Regions from separate parts of the Mus musculus genome. Here regions 1 and 3 are each linked to region 2. A link is a loop called in an ENCODE intact Hi-C map of the cell type or tissue named here. Cell type or tissue: heart. All regions are shown on one strand. Each heading gives the region's core, and the rest is flanking DNA. Links, peaks and the distances in the headings are about the cores only.

The links. Peaks named below come from ENCODE experiments on the same cell type or tissue, not always from the same donor. Only the 100,000 strongest peaks of a DNase experiment are listed, where the experiment ranks them.
Region 1: it touches region 2 in a loop (8-fold over the local background); 4 of 42 quality-filtered maps call a loop at or near these places.
Region 3: a loop joins it to region 2, with 2.6 times the contacts of the local background. A loop is called at or near these places in 3 of 42 quality-filtered maps.

What each region holds. Positions count from the first base shown.
Region 1 is chr3:100,160,739-100,168,742 of GRCm38, reverse strand. It overlaps Gdap2 (ganglioside-induced differentiation-associated-protein 2), which reads right to left and starts at 6,280. Exons shown (of 14, transcript NM_010269.3): 1 at 6,078-6,280. It overlaps Wdr3 (WD repeat domain 3), which reads left to right and starts at 6,336. Exons shown (of 27, transcript NM_175552.5): 1 at 6,336-6,399; 2 at 7,521-7,723. The coding sequence starts at 7,553. In heart, for the core only: no CTCF peak of the experiment used is centred there; no DNase peak of the experiment used is centred there; H3K4me3 peaks cover 568 bases; H3K27ac peaks cover 446 bases.
Region 2 is chr3:100,486,188-100,494,191 of GRCm38, reverse strand. Tent5c (terminal nucleotidyltransferase 5C) reads left to right here and starts at 5,000. Exons shown (of 2, transcript NM_001142952.1): 1 at 5,000-5,098. In heart, for the core only: no CTCF peak of the experiment used is centred there; DNase peaks (open chromatin) are centred at 4,781 and 5,541; H3K4me3 peaks cover 3,129 bases; H3K27ac peaks cover 2,311 bases; H3K27me3 peaks cover 441 bases.
Region 3 is chr3:100,918,038-100,926,041 of GRCm38, reverse strand. Trim45 (tripartite motif-containing 45) reads right to left here and starts at 3,549. Exons shown (of 6, transcript NM_194343.2): 1 at 2,643-3,549; 2 at 368-1,101. The coding sequence starts at 3,130. In heart, for the core only: no CTCF peak of the experiment used is centred there; DNase peaks (open chromatin) are centred at 1,791, 2,831 and 3,691; H3K4me3 peaks cover 2,172 bases; H3K27ac peaks cover 2,298 bases.

The DNA.
Region 1 (8,004 bases), core at 1,019-6,018, 320 kb after region 2:
TGAGCGAGGCCAGATGATGCAGTTGTAAAACCATGCTAAAATCCTCAGCTCTTCCTCTAAATATGAGGAAGCCAAATACACTGCTTGAAACGAAGACTCTAGTTAGGGAAAGCAAGAAGGGTAAGAGTTGCAGTAGAAGATACAAGATGATCATAGGAGAGATGGGTGGCCACGAGAAATGTCACATCTGGGACTATAACTGACAGATAAATCCAAAGAATTTGTCATAGGAATACAGAGGATCCACACAAGTGAGACAATGCCTAGATTACTTCCCTTGAGCAACTGAGTTGGCTAGTGATGCTACTTATAGAGAAGAGGTATTGGAGTAAGCTGTAGGGTGAAGGAAAAGCAAGGGTTCCCATTCCATATGTCTGTCCTTTTGAATGTGCTGAGTTCAAAATGTTTATTACATAGCCCTGAGTTTACTGTCAAACTAACAAATGGATGCTTGAGGCTAGAGCTCAGAGCAGAGGTTCAGCATAGATCTAGAAGTCTCAGCAAGTGCAGTGTTGAAAACTACGGGAACTAGACAAGACTGTCTGCGGGACAAGTGCAAACAGTGAGAAAGAGATCCTAGGGCTGAGTCCTACAGCAAAATGCACACTAAGACAAGAGCGTAGGTGAGGAGGCGGCTAAGCCAGGAAGGAAGCTCAGCAAAGACAGCAGTGGAAGGCCAACAGAAGGAAGGGCGCATTCATGGGTGCTTCAGCCAGAAAGATCAGCTAGAGCAGAATGCTACCAAATGATCAAGACCTCGTGGGTTCAGGAAATGAGCAGGCAGATGAAGGACAGAAAGTCAATCTGGGAGCTAATTTTTAAAAAGCTTTTTGACCTGAGGCTAATGTTTGTTGTCATACTCAGGGAGAACAAACTTGCCCTTCCCAAACTAATTTATCCACGTTTCTCGGAGAGAGACCAGATACTAACTGGAAGCACAGATCTATCAGAATATGCAAACCTACTGTTAGATGGGAAGTATGGTCATTCAGCTAGCAGCTAAAAAAAAGATCTTATAGAGTATGCTAAGATAATTTGTATTAGTGCTTATGTTTATACTAAATAATCCTGCTTTAAGATTAGTTTTCTAGATGTTGTACTTAGTTCAGTCCCTTTGAACCTGGAGACAAACACAAGCCACATGTGTAAAAATACTCAGATTTGCTCCAGGCAAAACTGAACTAAGTTGCCAGCCCTTACTCTGCTCATTCTAACTCATTTAGGCCTTGAAATCAGATTCTCCTGCCGCAGCCTCCTGAGTGCCTGGAACATCAGGTTAGTGTCCGGGGCCTGGCTCACCATATCACCTGATGGCAGTAAATAAATGAATAATTGCTTCTTTAAGCTAAATTCTATTCCTGACACTAACACCTGCCTCTGGAATATGTGAAAGATCAACAAAAAGTTAAATGGTCAAGACAAAAAGAATCTCCACCTTGCTGTAGTTCTTCTTTTCTCTGTGACAGAGGTAAAATCACATTGTGTGCATAACTTTGAACCTATGTCTACACACAGTGAAAAAGTGGAGTGTGGCATAATGCAAGTCATGAGACTCTGTGTCCAGGTCCAAGTGCGGATCCCTGAGTCAACATCTTCGAGCTGTGATCCTTGAGGCAAAGCTAGTATTTATAGCTAAAGCAGAGGTAATTAACTCACAGGCTTATCATGAAGATGAATGCAATAATCTGTGCCAAAACTACACAGCAGAGCACCTGCCGTAAAGCAAGGCACAATGAATTACCTTTTGAGATTTCCTCAGGGCCAGTGTGACCACGGCTGAGATGAAGTTCTATTTCCATGTGCAGCAAAGGCTCCACACTCGCTGTCAAATCACCATGCAAGCTGAATGCTGAGTGCTGAATGCTGAGTGCTGAGTGCTGAATGCTGAGTGCTGAATGCTGAGTGCTGAATGCTGAGTGCTCAACTAAGTTACAGTCCTACAGATCTTGATGTCATGACTTCCCTTGTCATGTCTGGTTAATCCCTAAATAACCCAACATCTGCTCCTGTGTCACTAGGGGAAGGAAATCACACAAGCAGCCATTTTGTGCCAAAATGAGTGTGCGTGTTCCTACGTTAGCTGGACCCACCATCAATATTACTGCTCAAACCACTAACTTCTCTCTAGTTCCAAATCCATCTTTATAGAATACTCTTTTCCAACTTCTGAGTTATCTCGGGGTATATTCTGCATGCTTAAGCCAGCCAAAAGGTCTTAACTCAAGCACTTTGCTAGCTGCCCGTCACAAGAATAACATCAATTCTCCCTGAACATTTTTGGAAAATCTTTCCTCCCTCATTTCTTCTTCAGACCATAGAAACATCTCCCCAGTTTGTTGTTGTTGTTGTTTTGTGTTTGTTTGTTTTGTACTGGGGTTGAATCTGGGCCTCAGGCATGCTGGGCAAACATTATCATGTGCTATATCTCCAGCCCTAAATTGCCCCGCCTTACCTTGTTCACTCTAACTCACATAGGCCTTGAAACCAGATTCTCCTGCCTCAGCCTCCCGAGCAGCTGGAACCTCGGAACATCAGGCTAGTGCCATGGGCCTGGCTCACCATGTCACTTTGTGTGAGAGGGTGCGGTATGTGCTTGCATGGGTGTGTGTAAGCATGTGAATGGAGGTTAAAGTCAACAGCAGGTATCTTCCTTAATTGCTTGTTCAACCTATTGAGACAGTCTCTCACTGAGCCTGGAGCTCGGTGATTCCACCAAAACCCTCAAAGATTCCATCTCTTGTGTCCTCCTTCCAAAGCTGAGATCACAGGTGCACGGCAAAGCATCTAGCTTCTTACCTGGGAGCTCAGTCCTCCTCCCACCTGAGTGTAACGCTACTCTAGGCTCCACCTCACTTTGAGTGTTTGTTGCAGAGCTGTATCCTCTTAAAACTTTCCCCCCTCAACGACGATCACAGCTCTGATTTCAAGGTCAACAGAAACCTAAGTTGATCACTTTCTCCGAGAAGTCCCATTACTGTCCTTGATGTGTATGGACTTCAGTAGGTCTCCTATACACCCAATCATCTCCAGTCAGTACAGCTCGTTGCCTCTCTCCAGCTACTGAAGACGTCAGTGTGAGTGCTAAATGAACGATAACTAATGCTCAAAGCTGACTGTGGGGCAAAAGGTAAGGCCTTTCCTGGAAAGCTTCCTGAAAGTTAATCAAGGTTGAATTCTTTGGCAGCTCCATCCGCACCTCCAAAGAGAAACTGATTTTTCTCATTAAAAAGAGATTTAACTCCTGCCTGCTCCCAACATAAACTCATGGCCATGCTTGTGCAAAAGCGGAGCAGCGAACCCAAAGGTGGCAGAAACCTAAACACTGTCTCACTCCACAGAATGTGTGGTAAGAAATATAGCCTGTAAGAGATGATGCATATATCTGAAAGGATTTCCAGACTTAGATTAAGAATTCTAGGGATAGACTGAAAACAAGCAGGGTGGTGGGCATGATGGGAACTGTGTGTGTGGGGGGGAAGGGGAGCAGACATGACTACAGTGATTTATAACCTTAGCCAGAAATTAAGCAACATGAAACCAAAAAGCCCTTCCCACTGGAAATCAATTGACCAGTGTTGAACTTTGAACAAGCTTGCAAACAAGCACTATAGTTTAGTAAAACTCACAGTCTCCTGAGGCACAGTTTTGTATCAAAAAGTTGTTGGTTTCCAGACTAAATCAGATCTATGAATTAGGCTAAATATTTTCTATGTTAGTTTAAGAGAAAGGACCCCCCCCCCCAAACAAAGAGAAGCTACTATTCTTTATGATTCAAAGAGTTCTTTGTAGCTTATTTCCCCCTGCATCCTGCCACCATTAGCTTTTAAAAACATACAAATTGTGAGTTATTTGAAAAATTGAATTGCCTGCAGAGACCAGATTTTTACTCCTCCAGGTCCGGCAGCATCAGGCAGAGCACTTGGGATCACTGTCTCAAAACCTGAGTTTCCAAACAGGTAAAAAAGAATGGTATCAAGTTGGGTGTGGTGGCACAGGCCTTAAATTCCAGCTCTGGGAGGCTAAGGCAGGTTGAGCTCAGTGAATTTGAGGCCCAGCTGTCCTAGTTCTAGGACAGCCAGAATTATCTTATCTCAACAAAATAAAACAAAATGAATGGTGCCACTTAAAAAAAGGGCGGGGGGGGGGGAGAGTGAGAACCAACTAAGAGGAGAAGATGACTGTCAAATGTTTACACAGGTGAGCTAAGTCTGGGAAACACATAGAGTTGGACCATGAATCTGACCTCTAATAATTAAGCAGCTTGTTTGTTGCTTTTGGCAAATAACAGGTTTATTATTCTTTATGGCTCTGTATTTCAATATTTAAATGCCCAGGATATATAAGGGTGAAAGCACCCACCATATTCATCCTGATGCCAAATCAATTATATTTACAAGAGTTACTTTATGCAAATGGAAGCTGCTCAGATGAAAACATGTCCGTGCTCACCTATATCAGCAAATAAATACATTATAATAAAACAGACCTCTAACCTTCATCAATGGTCCCAGGTAAACTGTAAATCATCATTCAAAAAAACATACAAAACACATGTTTTCCGGTGAATTAGCAGTGTCACCTACATATTAAACACACCAGAGCATGCTTCAGTTGCAAGTCTTCATACAGAGTGCAATTTGAAACTTAAAATAATAATGTTGTTCTTCAAGTACTAGATAAGAAAATGTATCTTAAAGTACTGGATAAGAAAATATGTAAGATTAAGGTGTGCTAGTTTAGCCTGGCGGGCCAGTACACGCCTTTAATTCCTGCATGCTGTAGGCAGAGGCAGGTGGATCTTTGTGAGCTCAAGGACAACATGGTCTTCAGAGAGCTCCAGAACAGGGCCTTTGTGAGACTCTGTCTAAGGAGGGGTGGTGATAGGGATGCTAGATGCAGCACTCTATATCATACCAGGCTGGCTTTCCAGTGCTGGTATTAAAGTTGTGGACAAAACCTGGCTTTGATCCCACGACCAAAGATGACAACATCAATTGGCAATGTCTAAAGGTTGGGCAGGCCTGAAATCTTCTAAACTGTTTCCCCACCAAAGCACACATCTCCCATCTCTAACAAGGAAATGCACAGCATCTACAGGAGGTAGGGTCCATACACATCTATCCAAATGTTCCTCCCCAGCCTGGAATAAATTTATCATCACGATTTCTTGCCTTCTTTTCATCCAACCCACTACAAATGATTCTTCTTTCAAAACAATTTTCTTAAACACAGAGGATGAGCTGGACATGTTTTAAATCACTAAGAAAATCTTACCCAGTAAATAGTAGCTAAAATTAAAAAGGAAAGGCCGGGCGTGGTGGCGCACGCCTTTAATCCCAGCACTTGGGAGGCAGAGGCAGGCGGATTTCTGAGTTCGAGGCCAGCCTGGTCTACAAAGTGAGTTCCAGGACAGCCAGAGCTACACAGAGAAACCCTGTCTCAAAAAAAAAAAAAAAAAAAAAAAAAAAAATAAGGAAGACAAGTCTACCTGTCAGCTACAATTGTCTACATGTCTAATTTCTAGGTTGGCTACAGAGGTTCAGTAAACCATGGCAGGGATCAATTCTTTTGTATAGTTATACGTACAGTTATATAGACAGCTACAGACATCAGACCTCGTTTCTAAAACTTCTAGACCAGCCCAAGGATAAAAGGGGGCAAGAGAAGAAAAGCTAATTTCCTCGTTAACAGAGTGGCTCAGTCTCAGTCTACAATTAAGGACCAGTAAGCCCAGGGTCACTTCCCTCTCAAGTGACCTGAAAGCGGAAACACAAAGCCAGGTCAATGTCACTCCAGGGACTGCGGGGTCTTTTTACAACTCAGCATCCTGGGCTCAGCGTCTGACCACAGGGAACCCGATTTATAGGACGGGCTGGACTCTGCTAGAGCCGCCACCCGCAGGGCTGCTCGCAGCACCGCGTCCCAGCAAATCCCGGGGACCTGCGTCCCCAGAGCTTGGCGACCCAACCTACCCTGAGTGCGAAGCCCAAAGCCCGGGAGGACCCGCCAGCCCAATCCCTCCCAGCCGCCGCACCCGACTGTGTCGCCCTCCCTTCCCGGCTTCGCCCTTCTCTCACAGCGCTCGGGCGGGCCCATCCGGGCGGCGGCCCGCAGCTCACTCAGATCCGTGGCAGAATTCAGGCGGATGACATCCGTACACTTTGCTTGCCAGAGGCGGAGGCTGAAGCGAACCGGTCTCCAGAGGCCAGGGTGACTGGCGACAGCGATCTGACAGCGAAGGTACCCGCTTCCTCTCCGCCACGCCACCCAATCACAGCGCTCTGCCGTCACTTCCGCCTAGAAGGTAAGGGAAACGCCGGGCGGAAGAAACTTCCAATCGGACCGGAAGTGGCGGGTCTCGTAGGCAGCGCTGTCTGCTGGAGCCTCGTGGAGAGTGAGGTGAGTGTTGCTGGCTCTTTAGGGATCGCGGGGCGCGGTTCCCCGCACAGTGGTGTTCACGGTGAGCCGACGCGGCGAGGGACTCCGCGCTAAGGGCACTAGGGAGGCCGGGGAGAAGCCCTTTGCCGCGGCCGTCTGCATCGCAGAACCCAGAGGCCGCGCGCTGCCCCCGGGCCGGAGTGCGAGGCTGCTGGAACTGCCCGATTTCCTTGGATTATTTCGGGGATGATGTGCAATAGAAACTTAGGTGCGGGGGATAGTTTGAGAGTGACCAGGTCGCAGGAAGGAAAACAAGCGAAGTTATTTGAGAAATAAGCTTTAAAGCCCTCGGGTAGGTACAGTGCATGTGAAAACGATAAACAAGCGTGTTACTATGACTTGAAGCGAAAATCGTGGACGTGGAAGTGCTAGATAGAAAACCAGTGCAGCAGCTCGTTGAAGACAAACTGGAGATGAAAGTGCAGGGAAGAGAAAACTGGGTAGAAAAGGCAGACACATGAACACACATGCATAAAAGCTGAGATCGGTTGGTCTGAGCTTTTGGATAGAGGAACTGCAGCAGCCCCATAAGCTCTGCGAGCTTATTATATACAGTTGAAAATGAAGAGGGGATTATTGCTTACAACTGAACAAGGAGACAGGGTGATTGTATAGAGATAATATCTAATTGCAATAGGGACAGTCTGTGGGGAGCAGTCTTCAGTCAGTACACATGGTGGTGTGGTGGGAGGGAAGAAGGCTATGGTGAACATTTTCTGGAACACTGTAAACATCCCACTTGAACCAAAGGACCATGATGCCTCTCCTATTGGTCTGGGGCATTGAAGTCCTTGACATGGCTACATTCATGTCAGCAGGACCCATTCACTCTGGGCTTCCTCTGATCTACACACAGGGTCTCTTCGAATCCCAGGAATCTCTCTCTCTGCCTTCCCTGTGCTGGGGTCATAGACCTGCATTTTTCTGTGCCTGGCCTTATGTGTGGGTGCGGGTACTACAGCAGGTACTTTACCATCTGTGCCAAGTTACATGCTTTTGATCATGTAAAAAAAAAAGGTTCCTGTTTGTTAGCTGTGCAGAGTCATTGTATTGCAAAAACTGAATTTTGTTTATTTACACAGATTGCCTTCCCGGTGTCATCAGACAGCCCAGCATGGGGCTTACTAAACAGTATCTGCGCTATGTGGCTAGTGCTGTCTTTGGCTTGATTGGCAGCCAAAAAGGTAACATTGTTTTTGTGACACTCCGTGGTGAGAAAGGACGCTATGTGGCAGTACCCGCCTGTGAACACGTTTTTATCTGGGACTTAAGGAAAGGCGAGAAGGTAAGTCAGAAATAAGAAATGGACACCGTTAAATGACACCGACTCTTGGAAGGGTGAAGTGGGAGAGCCTTGACTGACCTGCCTGCACTCATTTGTGTGTGAGTCCCCCAAGAGATCACTTCCCTTTTATTTTTCTAGACGGCTAGCACCAGATTCTGTTGTGTTCTGAAAGTCACAGCCAAGCAGGAGTTTGCTTAAATGGGTGTGTTCGTTTTCATGGGTTATTATTCTTAGCCATTATTAACTTCTACTTTTGTCGACCGGTTCTGCTTTTCATGTTC
Region 2 (8,004 bases), core at 1,749-6,748:
CCCTCCCCTTCCTCTGTTAACACACAGCTCCAGGAAGCAAGTAGGTAAGTCCCATCATTGTTTCTGTCTCTGTCTCAGGAAACTGAGACTCAGACTGGTGAAATTCAAGTTGATAGCTTGGTTAGGCCTAGGAGACAAGCCTCCTGACTCTACCCTGTGTCCTCTCCCCAAGGACATACCTTCAGCGAACCGGGAAGAAAAAGACTAGAGGTGGCTAGGAGGGGGTTGGAACAGCTTTGATATTCTGCCAGGGCCTCAGTCATCCTTCTTGCTGTCTGGGCCCCATCATATCCTCTTCACCATATTCCCTTCACCATCCGTGCCTCTCTGCTCCTGCTATGCCATGCCTACTGTCTCAGCCAAGGTCAGTGTGCAACCATCCCTCTTCCTGTTCCATTCACTCATACCAAGTCCTAGGGCCTGTTCATACTGGACTTCTGTACTAATTTGGGTCTTGCTGATGTGAAGAGACACCATGACCGTGGCAATTCTTATAAAGGAAAACATTTAACTGCAGGTGGCTTACAGCTCAGAGGTTGAATCCATTGTCATCATGGTGGGAAGCATGGTAGTACACAGGCAGACATACGTGGTCCAGAGAGGTAGCTGGGAGTTCTACATCCAGATCAGCATGCAGCAGGGATGAAGAGACGCTGGGCCTGGCTTGAGTATTTGAAACAGCCCAAAGCCCACCCTCAGTGACGCACTTCCTCCAACAAGGCCACACCTCCAAATAGTGCCACTCCCTAAACCAATGGGATCATTGTCATTCAAACCACCACAGCTTCCTTACAAATAAAAGCTGAACCTTTTTACTCCAAAGTTAACTATCTTCTTGCAATGCCGAAGAATAACAACAACAAAACAACAACAACCCAAACCCAAAACAAACAAACAAAATGCATATTGGCCTGAACCAACCAGAGAGGAAATGAAGGTCAGCGGAAGGTATACCATAATCCTCCTTGCCCCTGACTCACTGAGGTACAGACAAAGCATCTGTACGGAAGTATATTATAATCACCTTGCTATTCCTTTATTTTTTTAATCTGTATGTAGACAGCATAAATTTGCTTAGTGTGGAGGGATATCCATTGTTCTATGTTCTTATTGAGGTCCCGTACCCACTTTAAGCATATTAATAATGCTGACACTAATCATGTTAAGGAAGATACTTGGAAGATATTTGAATAAATATTATGACAACTCACTCTGAGATAATATAATCAAAAAGTCTTTCCTACCCAATAAGGACAGTAATGGTGGCATTCCTTTGATTTGCTGGAGTACTGAAAATAATTTTACTGAGTCATGAAATGTCTAGGGTTATTCTAAAAGAAGGCACTCTTGCATTTTGAAGACTGTTTTACCTGTTTTCCCACCCTTGGTTTCTCTAGGCACAAACCAGTAGATTATTCTGAATGAAAAAAGAAAGGAAGGAAGGAAGGAAGGAAGGAAGGAAGGAAGGAAGGAAGAAAGAAAGAAAGAAAGAAAGAAAGAAAGAAAGAAAGAGAGGAAGGTAGGTTCTTGGAGCATTTTGATTGGCTATATGCCAGTAGAGGCTGGAATCTGGCAAGGAGGCACCCAAGAGTCTTGCATGGACAGTTTAAATATCTGGTTCCATGTCCAGTGGGCAGGACCTGGCAACCTCCTGAGCCTCCTGCCAACTTCAAGGTGCCATGGTTTATAAGGTAGAAAGAACACGGTGTATTTAAAAATAAGAAGAAAGAAACACAGATTCTAAAAAAGTTGAGCAAGGGTGGGGGTAGGGGTTGGGGGTGGGAGTAGCCAGAGGGAAAGCACACACTGTGGGACTAGAACCACTTTCATTTCTGGATCCTGCCCTCCTCGTCTCCCCATCACAGAATTGCCTAATTTGTTCAGGAAGTTGAACAAAATGTCACCTAAGCAAAGGGCAGATCAAACTTTAGGTTTAGAAGTTACTTGTGGTAAGAGAGCAGAAGGGGCTAACAGGGAAGAGAAGAGCCAGCCAGCCAGGAGGGGGCCTGGGAGAGACCTGAGAGGGGGCAGAACAAAGCATATGGCAAACATGTACGTCTGAAACATCATGGTGAAAACCACTAATGTGCATGCTAACTAAAACATCTACTACTATCAATGACCTCCGCTGACCAGATCCAAGTCAAAGGCCAAGGTAATAATTTGCTTAAATGTTATTGAGATTGGAGCCTTGCAGAAGGGCAGCTATTTCCTCAAGGCTTGAAACCCAATTCTTAGAAGAGCGCAGAGGCAATCATCTTTGTGGCTTTGGGCTAGGCAGAGATTCCTTAAACAGGGTGCAAAACACTAAGCATTAGAGATAAGACTGGTACATCGGGCTGATTGAAAATTATGAAACTCTTTTAGTCTGATACAGGTTGAGAGAAGGGATTTGGAATAGATATAAGGCATTATATCTGGAATATGTGAAGAACTGAATACAGTTCAAACAGGCAAAAGACACAAATAGATACTTCTCAAAGAACATCTTAATGGGTGATAGACATCTGAAAAGTTGCTCAACAGCATTGGTCACCAGAGAAATGAATGCCTAATTATAGTGAAATATACATCCCTGTTGTAAATTTACAAAGAAAGCACTTAGGCTAAGGAGATGGCTCAGAGGGTAAAGCAGCTTGTGGCTAAGCCTGAGGATGAACTCAGTTCCACCCCCAGACCCCACATGGTGGAGAGCTGGAGCTCCCAAGAGTTGTTCAATGCCCTCGACACAGCCACTGTGGCATGCACACACCCCCCTCCAATAATAAAGTGTAACTAAAGACATTTTAAATACCATGTTACCAAATGGTAAATGCGTGGGGTCATCAGGATCTTTACAGTGCTGGCTGAAGCATTAAACAGACTACCCATTCTGCTTTACGGATAGATCTATTTTTGTCTGTTTTATGGTTTAAGCTTGTTGTTTTCTCTTTGGTTGTTATTTTTATAACCCAGATAATTGGAAATATATTTAAAGGTTAACATTGTGTGTATACTCTGTGAACCAGAATTTCCAGTCTCCAAGCGTGTGCTTGGCACAAATGAATGCTGTATAGCAGACATATGGAAGAATGTTGACAGCAACTTCACAACGGACTGTCCAAAACCTGAAGCAAATGAAGTGCCTATCAGACGGTAAGCTGAGGGCATAAAGTGTTGGTTATTTAATGAATATGCAGTGGTGAAGAATGAGCCACGGTTACATACAACACCACAGAGAAATCTCACGGAGAGAAAAATGTTCACCCTCTGTTTCCCCATGAATAGTTCAAATACCAGAACAATTGACATATGAAGACTGAGTTCTTAATATTGGTAACCCTGCAATCTATTGAGTGACAGGGGCCATGGCTAAGCTGGAAATGTTCTGGGTGACAGCTCTGTGAGTACACACACCCATCATTTTGTACACAATAAAAGACACTGTGAGATCAGAAAGGGCTCACATTATCAACAAAAAAGCTGGCCATATATCCTGAATTTGTGTTCAAGAACATGTAAGTTCTCATACTGATGTCTTACACTGTTTTAGTTTTGGGAATTCGCCTCCCCTACCAGAGAAAGCATGTGCATGTGTGAGAACTCTTCATAGCCTAGCAGACACTGCTGGATACGGATACTCACGCTCCACAGAGGTGGAGAGGGCAGAAGAGAGCACCGATTCGGGAAGCCATCTAGGCCCCAGTACCCAGGAGAGGGTCAAACGAAACTCAACAAGTGTTTATTAACGACTGCTTTCTGATTTATTTAGTACCTGGCATGAACTTTTTAGCAAGCAGTGCATGATTAATAGCTATTTCCATAATATTGATCTCACGGTTATCTCGTCCTTCCTCCCATAATACAGATGGGAAATAGTGTTTTTGGAGGATAGGTCAAGACGGTCAGTAAAGCTGGGCGTGGTAGACCACGCCTATAATCCCAGCAGTTGGGAGGTGCACAGAGGTGGATCAGTTAAAGGTGAGCCAAGGCTACTTAGAGGCCTGTCTGGGGTTCAGGAGGCATTGTCTTAAAATAAAGACCAAACCACAATAGCTTCTTGCAAGGCCTTCCGGGTAATTAAGTGGTGAAGGAGAGTTCCACAGCGGAGCCATCAACTATGTGTGTGTGAGTGAGTGAGTGAGTGAGTGAGTGTGTGTGTGTGTGTGTGTGTGAGCCATCAACTATGTGTGTGTGAGTGAGTGAGTGAGTGAGTGTGTGTGTGTGTGTGTGTGTGTGTGTGTGTGTGTGTGTGTGTGTGTGTCCCACACCTGCGAGCAGTAACAAGCAGCAAAGACCAGCGCTGCTCTCTGGAGAGCTGAGCTGCTGTGCTTAAGGCTTTGGCGATAGCTTCCCGGGATCGCCAATTGCACACAGGTGGTCCGCGCGGCCACAGCTGCTTCCTTCCCCCCAGGACCACGACCTCACCTCCAGCCAATTTGTTCGAGGAATCAGAAAGATTTTTCCAGGGCCCACCTAAGAGTTTTCCGACTTCACAAACACCGCGCGAGGCAGGCGTGGGCTTCCACTCCCGGCTCCCGGAAACCAGAGAGCACTGGGGCGAGGAGCGCCTAAAAGTTTGAAAGAAGACGCGCCCGCCAGGGAGCAAGCGGGGTAGAGGGAAGGACAGTCTAGGCAAGGGAAAGCTAAAGAAGACGGCAGAGTGGAGCGGAGAGGACAGAGGAAAATTGTGCCCTCAACCCCAAAGTTAGTTCGCCGCCCACAAAGCACCTCTCTATTGCGCCTGCGCAACGCTGCCTCTTGGTCACCCCGCCCCTTTGCGCCGCCCGAGGTTTACTCGTCTCTCGGCAACCATTGACCCGAGGAGCCAATCAGAGGGCGGCGTTCGTCCGGCCCCCCGCCGTCAGCGCGGGGCGCAAGGATCCCGCGGGGCCCCGGCCGGCGCGCCCCGCCCTGGCTCCCCCGGGAGGCCGGCCGCGGGGCGGGGGCAGGGGCGGGGAGGCGCGGGGGAGTGGTCAGGCCGGTTAAGATCGGAGGGGGCGGCGGCCGGACCGCTCACTCGCCGCAGCTGTCTAGGGGCCGCAGTCTCCGCTCCGCTCCTGCTGGGGGCTGCCCACGCCAACCACCTGCCTCAGTCACCTCCTCTTCCAACGCCCAGGTGAGTCCACACTCCCCTCCTCCGCAGGTGGGAGGATGCTGCTGCGGTCCTCCGGGGCGGGGGGGGCGGGGGGGGCCGCGCTTTCCCGCTTAGGGTCAGTCCCGGCAGAGCCTGGTGGCATGCCCCGGGGATGGAGGAGAGATGCCAGCAGGTGTCAGGACCCGCCTGGCTCCCGCGTCCCTCACGCAAACTTTCCTCTGTGAAGGAGGCAAACTTTTCGGAGACCGTGGCCGGGCTTTGGCAAACTTGGGCGAGTTCCTGCTGCCCCGGCAGCCGGAGTGTAGGGGGCTCTTTCCCTGCACCTAGTCGGTGCTCCGGCTCTGAGCTGCGCCCCTGTGGCGCGCACACCGAGCCCGGAACCCGGGCGATTTTGAACCCCGCGGTTTTGGCGGCGCAGATGAAGACGCAGCGGTCGGGGCTAAAGCCTGGCCGGCGAGGGGAGGGCAGTTTCCTGGGCTCGGTGCCCGGGATGGCGGCTGAGATCCTTCTCCCTTTGGGACTGTGGACACCCAGCGCGGCCAAATGATCGAAGCTGCGCGTCTCTCGGAAACTTCTCGAGAATTCAGCGGCTGTGAAACCTGGTTCCTCCCCTTTGGGGATCGAAAGTCGCTTACTGCGTAGGCTGAAAGCCATGTAGTCAGTCCGTTGACTCTGATAGCGGTGCTGTCGGTGGCTTAGAGGCGCGGCTCCCGGATCGTCCGGGTCAGGGAACTTCTTTAGCGCAGTTTGCGAGGAGGGTGAGAGCCTTCTCCATAGGAAGAAGTTGAGGAACCTGCAGTACCAGCTGGTAGCCTTTACACCTAGCGCGGGCAGGCTGGAGGGCAGGAGACCGCAAAGTCCTGGAGGGCTGGTGAGGAAATGCCTAGTTGGTTTTTCAAGAACGCAAAACTTCCACCAGCATCGATTGTCATCCCTAGGTGGTCTAGGCCTCTTTTCTCTCCTCTCAACCTTTAATGTGGAGAAACCGTTCAGAGCCCGGACCCAAGTCTTAAGCCCCTCCCTCAATTGAGGATAAAGTGCTTACAACGAAAGATTTAATAGACTTACTGATTTTTTAAGAATAGCTGTGTATGTAATAGTTTGAATTATGACGAGTTTGGTGTTCTGGAAATAAAGTTAAGATGGTCAAATCCTCCTAAATTAGGTCCCCAGCTGCCCCGCTACTCTGGGAAGGAGGGTGACGGTGGCCATTGCTGGCTACAACAACTTCCACTGTAATTTGCTTGGCAAGGCAGCGAGGGAGCCAGAAAGCTAGCCAGGCAGCCAAGAGGGTGGTAGGAAGGCTTACCAAGAATTCTATCTTGCTGGAAGTCACCAGAGGTGTGATTGTTTTTCCACATCTTACCCCGCAGTCGAAGGGTGTGGGGTGAGGAGTAACGAAGAGCCACTTTTCTCTCCCAGCTGCTACAGCTGGACCACCAGTGGTCCTGTCCTCTGCTGGCCTTGTTTGTGGGGATGGAGGGCTTAGTATCTTAGTATCCGGATCGGACAGCTGAAACCTTCTCTCTGAAGAGACACTTTGGTTTAAGAAGCTTTTAGATGGAGAGTTCGATGTGTGGAATAATTGTCCCAGGATCTGCACAGGATGTTGCTTACTATAGTTAAAATTGTGGGGGTTGTTGAGCGATCTCTAGACTGTTACTAAAAGAAAGGTCCCGAAGTTTTATGAGTAACTTTAGTGTGTGCACCTAGAACAAACAGTCACACTCTTTAGTCTGAGTTTCTCCCATAATACCTACCTTGTATCTAGAGATTAAGTTTGTGAACTCAGAAGGGAGGACTTGGCTCCTGGCCTGTTGGTCTGAGTGTGAGTGGAGTGCCAAGGGCTCGCTCTCCAGCTTTTCCAGCTCTGCTGCAAGTATAGCTACCAAGCTTTCTGCAGGACTTCCAGCCTCTGCCCTCCATCACCAACCCCAGTGGGGATGCATCCCCCAGTGTCCAAGGGCAGGCAGATTATACTTGCTTTGCATTGCCCATGGGAAAGTCCAGGAACCACTCAGCAATGAAAGCAATTTAAAAGGGGACTGTTGAGCCCTGTTGTACTATTAGTTAGGCTCAGCTGCAACAAAACTGGAAAGCTGCATTGAATGTTTCCTTTCTCCCTCCCTCCCTCCTGCCCTCCCTTCCCAGCTTCATCTACTAAGTAGTACCCTGTCTCTATCTCTCTTCTATGCTATGCTGTCGTAGAATCAGCCATGGAAGAAGGACAGCCTATATTATTAAGAAAAGCTGTAGAAGCAGAGATGGGCTAAGAGTTAAGATGATGGCTAGGGGGTTCTTATCTCTTTCCTGGCCTCCTGGACACTCTCTCCTCTCTCTTCTATCTCTCTCTGAATGTTTGGAGATTAATAGGGAGTGAGTCAGAATCTGAGGTGTTTCTTGGTTTAAAACTAGTCTGTTGGTTTTTTCTCATTATTGAGGTAACCGGCGAATAGGGGAGATGCCTTCTACCATCCCACTGTTTTGACTGTAGCTGTTGAAATCGTATTATGATGGCACCAGCTTTTCCATATTTGACGACGTGCTTGTGAGTTTAAAGCTACTTGAGAAAAGCTGACCTTCTAATTTCTTGAACCTGAGGTTTCTCCCGCTTTGTAACCTTTTGACTGGATGCGTTCATTGAAAGGGAGTTTTGGCTTAGAGTTCAAAAGGTTTATAGACAACATCTTTACATAACTCAGCTTTGTAATGGGAGTCTTCTGAAGTGTTTCAAATTAATATTCTGTACAGCTGGGCCCTGGGAGCTTGTTCTTGAAGTGTTTGCAGAGCGTTTTGAAACAACAGGGGGAAAAAAGCCCTTCCTATGAAGAAGTAATTACTGACACGAAGCAGCTCTGTGTAAGGGTGTTTTGTGGTTTCAGAGCATTTTGCACTGTGGTCCCTTTTTCTTGGATAATGGAGGTTGG
Region 3 (8,004 bases), core at 1,019-6,018, 430 kb before region 2:
CCCAGACCATGAGAAAGAAAGGGGCAAGGCAGGGAGCCACTGCCTTTTAAACCAGTATACCTTGCCGAACAAGCCTCATTTAGTTTCTCTTTTTGACACACGGTCTCATATAGCCCAGCCTGCCATCAAACTTGCTATGCATCCGAAGAGGTCCTCCAACTTCTGACCCACCTGTGAGTACTAGGATTAAAAGCATATGTGGCCAGGCTCAGTTTTATGTGGTGCCAGCAACCAGACCCAGACTCTGTGCAAGCTAGGCAAGCATTCTGCCAATGGCACTATACCCCCAGGACAGCACGACACAACTCTTTAAATGTCAGGTCCCTGGGCACTGCTCTCTCAATACCATTGAGAAATGCTTCCCTACCTTCTCCCTGAAGGACACACTGAGCTGGATCAACTTCCTGCGTGTTAATGGCCCCATACACTTCATAGCCTTGGCACTGGCCTGCCTTCTCCTGGGGGGAGAAGCAGATCTTATGGTTCACTCCTGGGCGGGCACTGTATTCAACTTTATTCAGCTTCCTGAGCCGCTCTACAACCACTCCCTTGGTGATGAGAATCTCTAAGTCCGAGCCGCTGGTCAGCAGATGCTCGGTGAACTCCACTCCAGTCCGCATATCTGCCAGCAGCTGTTCCAGCTGCGCTTTCTGCAGCTGTAAAGCGGTTTCCCTCTGGATCCGTATGTCATCCAGCTGCTGCAGCAGCTTGTCCCGGTGTTCCTCGATGGCTTTGATGTAGCCCTCAGAGAATGTCCGGACGTCAGCTGCCACTGCCTCCACTCGCTCTTGGAGGGCGTTGTTCACACTTTTAATCTGTGCCAGGGCATCTTCCAGGGCTTCCACATGGGGCTGGGTGTCTCGAAGCAGCTCCCGCACAGAATCTCCATGCTTGTGGATGACATTGCTGGTGAAGTCATAGGGGTGCTCTCGGTGCTCCCCAACTACACAGTCCCGACACACCGGCCGGTCACAGAGTTCACAGAACAGCCTCAGCTCCTCTGCAGGGTGAGAAGGACATAGGATGGGCTTTCCAACCTGGCTGTAGCCTTTCAGGTCTTTTAGGTCCACCATGGTGTGATATGTCGTCTTCTTCTGTCGCCTGGAAAGAAGCAGTTGGGGACAGGAAGTGAGGAAACAACTCTAGAGGGGGACAGTTTGGCAAAGAGGTTCTAGGGGTTAGATTTGAGTCACACTCCTCAGAATGTATTAAAAAAAAAAAACTACAGGATCCTTTTTGCTTCATTATTTCTCTACACGGTGAAGCACATGCCTATCTGAGTGTTGTTATTTAGGACACAATACATAAATACTTGAATTTGGCATGGGATACATCTTCAAAGGTGCAGTGCTGAGACTATATTCTGAGAGACTTTTCACTCGAGGTAATCTGGTAAGTTTAGACAAGAGTCACAGCCCACTTCCTAAAGCAGGGTGGAAGGCTAACACCAAGTGGTAAACCAAGCCAGATGGATCTATATAGCAACGAAAGCAGCCAGCTGGCTCCTGCAAACTCTCATGTTTAATTAACATTTTTGTAAAGCAGTTCCCTTGGCCAGTGACTACATCGCATCCACTGGCAGGCCAGAATTCTCCTTAAGAGTCATCCGCATTAGTAGAAAGCGAAATCAATAGGTACTAAGTTCTCTTGGATCCCTCCTTCCTATAGATTTCTAAGGGACTCAGGGAAATCTCTAGGGAAAGGCAGGGACTGCTCACAGAGTTCCCTGGCAACATCCCATCAACCTGAAGTGTGTATGCCTGTTCTGCTACTAGTGCAGATGCAGAGAAAACGGTCAGCTGTTGAGCTGGCAACAAGACAGTCATAGGGATAATCACAAAGTTACAAATAGAGAGCTAAGACAACTGTTCTGTTGGTAAGGCCAGAAAACAAGGGGAGGCCAGAACTCAGAGAGAGAGAGAGAGAAAAAAAAGCCAGTTCTAGATTAACCCAAAACCTTGTTTAGTTTTGTATTCTGATGCACTAGAGTGGGATGGAAGAGAAAATGGGACAAAGACTAGCATCTAACAAGCTATTCCGTGACTGTGATAAAAGGCAAAACACCCCAATTACCAGCCTGCTGTCCAGGTCAGAGGTCTGAGTTAAGGCACAGTCAATGGACACCTACACTGAGGTGACCTGTTTAGTAAAAAGAGCAAAGAAGAAGGAACTAGGTCTGAACTGAGGATTCGGTTCAGTTACATGATTACCAGCTGTGGGACTTGGGCGAAACACAAACCACTGCTGGGCTTCCATCTCCTCATTTACTAAAGAGGGGTGAAGTAGCACCCACCTTTCGGTAAGAGTTACAATGATCAGATGAGATCAAGCGCAGGGTGTATGCTAGCACAGTAATCCTCTCTCCAGCACACGGTCCGTTTTCAATAGATTAAACAATTGGTGATAGAAGAAAACTCAAGGTGCTCTATAAACCGAAACCTGCCCTGCTTTTGTTACTACAGCTATCAGGTCAGCGGTGCTAACCTCCGTTCTAGAGCTTGCGATCTGTTTGCACAGTGTTCTTTGCACTTTGACAGTGTCTGCGAAAGCCTTCTTTTTGACCTGCTCACCAAAGGGATCTGTGTCTTGCTTTCTTTGCACTCTACTCTTACGCCACAATAAACGGGGTACTCCCTCTTTACCTATGAGCCTGGCAGCAGAAGTGGCAGAGATTGGCTTTGCAGGTCTGACACCTCTTCTCTACTTCTCTGTCGCTGCACAGGTCACACACCAGGCCCTGGCCTTCCCCACGCAGGTTCTCCAGCAGCACATCATTCATGGCCAGGTGGTCTACCGTTAAAGCCTTCACTCCACCCAAGGGCAGGTCCACTTGAGCATCACATACCGGACAGAGGATGCCGATCTGTGGCTGCAGGCTACATAACTCGGGGTCCTGGAATACTGACCCCTCAGAGCTTGTATCTGAGTCACCCCCACGGATGTCCACTACTGAGAATGGATCCAGCTTTTCCAGACACGTGGTGCACACTGTGTGCAAGCAAGGCAAGAGCCTGGGGACTTTGAAAAGCCTCAGACATGTAGGACAATGAGTCTTGCCTGAGCTTCCAGACGCGTTCGCATCTTGGAGTTTGTGCACGAAACCCAGAAGCGGCTTCCTGATTTCTGACATCTTCCCCACGTATGTACCCAGTATCACAAAAGGCCCTGCGCAGTCCTCTAATGCAGGTTAGATTTACTCAAAGACAGAGTTCCAAGATCTTGAACACTGACCATGAGGACTCTCGTGTTGCCAAGTAAAAGGACAACCAGAAAGAGAACGCCTCTGAGGAACCATCCACAGATCTCCGGATTTGTGGTTTGGCCCTTCCTTTCCACTGCATCCCACACCAGTCACAGCCACACCCTCCTGGATCACCCACATCGTCCTCCTCGCAAGCGCTTCTAGAGCTAGTCCCCAGCTAATTCTGCCACCACCACCCTGACCCCAGCATTTCTTGTCCTCCAAGGTCACCCTCCCTCCCGCCCCCACCACGCCACAAGCGCGCCCTCCGGGCGATGAGGTAGTGGGTCCTCGGGCTCTCCCAGAGTGAGGGGCCAGGGGCAGCCGCCTCTCTGGTTTGCCTAGGAGGCCCTAGAGCCGTCGCCCCGCCTCACACCAATCCCAGACCAGGATTCTCCGAAGAATCCAATCACCGTCCGAAAGGGGCGGGCCTCGCAGTTCGGAGCCATGTCGTCCTCCAGAGTGACATCACTGTCATCCAATAAGTTCAGCAAGGTCCACATCCTCGCCGGCCACTCGCGCGGCGAAAGGAGAGGGAGCAAGGGAGGGCCTCGTGCAGAACCGGGAGGAGGAGTCTGGGAGTGAGCGGCGTAATGTGGTTGGCGTCACGAATGTGAGCTCCTGCCGCCGGAGAGGCCTCTGGATCGTTGAAAAGCCTGCGCTGAGGCTCCACCCCAAACTCAGATAGGGTTCTCCCATTGGTGCGTGGTACTGTCAGTCGGCCGAGGTGTAGCCCGAAGCATTCTGGAAGTTGTAGGCAGGCTCTCGGTTGCAGAGGCTATAGCGAATCAGCGGCCACCGGGTCAGTTTCCTTTCTGGGTTTTCCAAGTATTTTTTCTGCCCTGGAATCTCTTACGTACAGCGTGCTCGGAACCAGAACCCTCTCAGCTGGCTAGCTTCTGGCATTTTCCAGGGCAAGGGTACCTCCGTGTCTGGTTCCAGAACTAAACTTAACTGAAAAGTTTAGAACTGCTGCTCCGCGGAGCTCCACTGAGTTTCCCGGGTGGAAGCTGCTTTGAATCATTCAAGACCAAGACCGGAGAGACACACCTCACCAGAATTCTACAGTAACAGAAGTTGTCAGGGTTGCGGGGGGTGGCCTACAGAGCAAGTTTGGCATTTGTTTTTACAATCAAGGGGAGCTCCTGGTTGGTCACAATGGGGCAGTGGAGGATGTCACTGGGACAAGTCCCTTGTAGGTCCGACTAGTTAAAAAGTTGGGCACACCTGGTCCCTGAGCATAATTATTTCTTTGACGCCTTAAAGAATTTGCCAAGAGTCTCAGATTCATTCATTTGGAGACTGTTTCCTACACATGGGGTCTAAGGCACTGACTGATCTCTGAATCCAAAAATTGTAATAGCATGGCTCCGTAGTTGCTATCTGTTCCCATTCTTCAGATGCGTAAGCCTCTGTCTATCTCACTGTTTTCCTTTACAGTCTTCCATATATGATTTCAACCCATGCATCACTGTTTCAGGGACCTCTTTATTAGAGATGTCATAGTATAGGCATAGCTGTCGAAGCCTATGCTTTTACGAAGTATGGGCCTTCGGTGGAAAGAGCCCCAAACTATGAAAAGATGAAATTAAAAGAAAAAAAAAGAATTATCTGACTCTTCGTAAAATATGTTAAAGTAGAGATGTAGCTCACTGATCCAGTATTTGCTTAGTATGTTGAGACTCTGGGTTCTGTCTGTGGTACACGTGTGAACACAGACACCACACACACACACACACACACACACACACACACACACACACACACACAGGTCTGATTTGGTCTTTATTGTGAGGGTCTCGAGAGCTGGTTCTAACTTTAGCATAAGTAAAAACGTTATCTGCTAATGAATGGCTCAAAAGCCATTTTTACATAACAGTCACATGACCTCCCAGTGTAAGGAGTCGGCAAAGGTCTTAAAAGTGAAAGTGGTCCTTACCCAGACTTCTCCAGCCTTTCTCTCCTGCGCTGCCCTGGCCGAGTCCCCTCGCTTCACCGCAGTATGCTGAAGCAAATTCCAAAAGCGGTGTGGACTTGGCTTTGCTATATAGTGTTGCTCTGAACCTGCCCTCCTCTGTGCTTAGCCATGCTTTGTCTTATCTCTTATTCATGCCATATATTATATTTCCCATAGGGTGTATTCTGACTTCTCTGTTGGAGGAGTGCTGTATAATTTATATGCATTATCTCATTTAATCTCCCAACAGCTTATAATAGAGCTGCCTGGGAGGGGTCGAGTGGTCAACCCAAGCTAGCATCTGGGATGGGAACAACAGTCTTAAGATGTCATGCCTAAGATTCTGCCCAGTCCCCTCTGTCCTTCCCTTTCTCAGCTTCTTGCACATCAAATCCCTACCTGCCTTCCATGGAGAGAGAAGATGGGGCTATCTGGAGAACATCTTTCCGTTCTACTTAAAAGTCTATGCATCTTCTCTCCTTTCTCACGCCATTGATTGCTGGTTTTCTCCCAACCTCTTCTGCCTCTCCTTATTTTGCTAACACTTTTCAGTGAGTCCTTTACACATTCTTTCTCCCGAGGACTGTGATGAAGTCCTGAAAGAAAACTCACCCTCCCTTGATCCAGTTCCCCTCAACTTAATTAGCGCTGGTGGCTCTCACCACTGTGGTTCTTAAACTTTGTGCTAGTCTCATCACCGATGTTTTGTTCTTTCTCTTTGGTGTGTAGAGAATGAGTGACAACATTCCTGGACTTTTCTCAGTACTCAGCCACGTTAGTGTTTGCCCTTGCTGTGTCCCAGGGTGGTTTCGTGGCTCCTTTGTTGGCCCCCACTGTATTTCCTCTTAAAGAGCTGAGTCCCCAATTTATATTTCCAGTTCTGACTAACCCCTCCCCAGAGCTTTTGTCATAAATGTCTGTTATAGCTCTGCTCCAGGACGTTGCCTTCGCCTAACCCCATCTTCAGTGACTCGAGGCTTCTCTCTTCATTGCATTCTGTGCTCTTAGTCTTCTGGTTTCACTCTCCCAAGGGGAAGCTCACTCTCCCAACCTGAGATCTTATCATCTTCTTGGCTTCCTTTCTTGTTTTCCACATCCAGGCAGGCATCAGTTTCTTTCCATCCGCATTGCCAACACCTTAGTGCATAGAAATTTTAAGATGGTACAAGACCTTATCACTCTCTCAAGTACCACAATAGTCTCTGGATTATGGTTGACTTCCTTTTGTGAAATAGCTAATTTGATCTTCCAGGTTAATTGTAAAACCACATTAAGCCTTCATTCTAAAACGTTTCCCTTACAGACATATAAACCCGGACTTTTAGGTAATCCCTGAAGTTTGACAAGCACCTTTCTTGCTCTTTGTCAGTTTGTCCTGCCTTTATTTTTAAAACTTCTCCTTCTTTCTGTGGCAGGAGACCTTTCTGTTACCTCCCCAGAATCTTGCTGTTGTTTCTAAGCTCCAGCTTGTATTCTAATGGCTTCCTTGTGAGTTTGGAGATTTAGCACAGTGATATGATTTGATACTGAGCACCCCTCAAAAAAAAAAAAAACACTAAAGGAAATCAATCTTCTGCCTATATTATTTATGTTGCGATATTTGTCTACCTTATAGTATTGTTTTATTATGTTTGTGTACATATTTATATAGACTTATGTATAGATTGTGTATATTGTGTGTAGATATGGCATACAAATATATGTTTTCTGTCTCTCTGTTAAGATAAAGGAAACCAGCTGGGCGTGGTGGCGCACGCCTGTAATCCCAGCACTCGGGAGGCAGAGGCAGGCAGATTTCTGAGTTTGAGGCCAGCCTGGTCTACAAAGTGAGTTCCAGGACAGCCTACAGGGCTACACAGAGAAACCCTGTCTCGAAAACAAGAAGAAGAAGAAGAAGAAGAAGAAGAAGAAGAAGAAGAAGAAGAAGAAGAAGAAGAAGAAGAAGAAGAAGAAGAAGAAGAAGAAGAAGAAGAAGAAGAAAAAGTAAACCATTGGCAACCAACCCAGTGCCTGCATAGTAGGCATTTGATAAAGACATGTTAATAGGGAGGCAGAAACTGGTTATCTCAAATAATGAGAAAACTTAACAAGACCATGTTCAACCACGAATTTTGTGGATACACGATATGGGTTGAGACCATATGGCTAAGATGTACTAACTGTATTCCTTTGTCAGAGCTGATTCATTTCTTGCTCCATGATTACGCATCGCTTCTCCTACTGGGGACTCCAGACATCAAATAGTCACAGGGAAGTACAAAAGCCACAGGGGCAGAAGAGCAGAACTTCTGGAAGTGGCCAGGTCCATACAGTAGCTAAAGATTTCAGCCCACTCCTAATGCCCAAGGCAGGAACAGTACTGAGGGCAGGAGAGCCAGGAAGGGAGGATGCTCTATCGGGAGGTCAGGAAGGCTGGCTCTGATGCTGTGTGATCCGTCCAGCAGATAGAAAGGCTCTGGTGGACTTACCCTTTCACCACCGTCATATCTGTCCCCATCAGTCACTATCCCTTTCCGCCTTGATTGCTCCTGACACCTCTAGTCTAAATGTCCAATCCCATCCCAACTTGTGCCTCATCCCCTCCTAACTATGAATCTTTCTCACACTCACACTTCAGTTTCACCTTCTGTCTGTGCTCCTCAGCCGCCCTTTCCTCTTCTTTTTAGCTAAGGTTCTGGAGAAGACCAGTGTGGCTTGAATGGAGTGTCTCCCATAGCTTCATTGTCTGACCACTCAGTCCTAGTTGGTGGTGTTGTGTGGGGAGGATTGTCAACTTTTCGTTGGTAGAGACTCGCTGGAGGAAAAG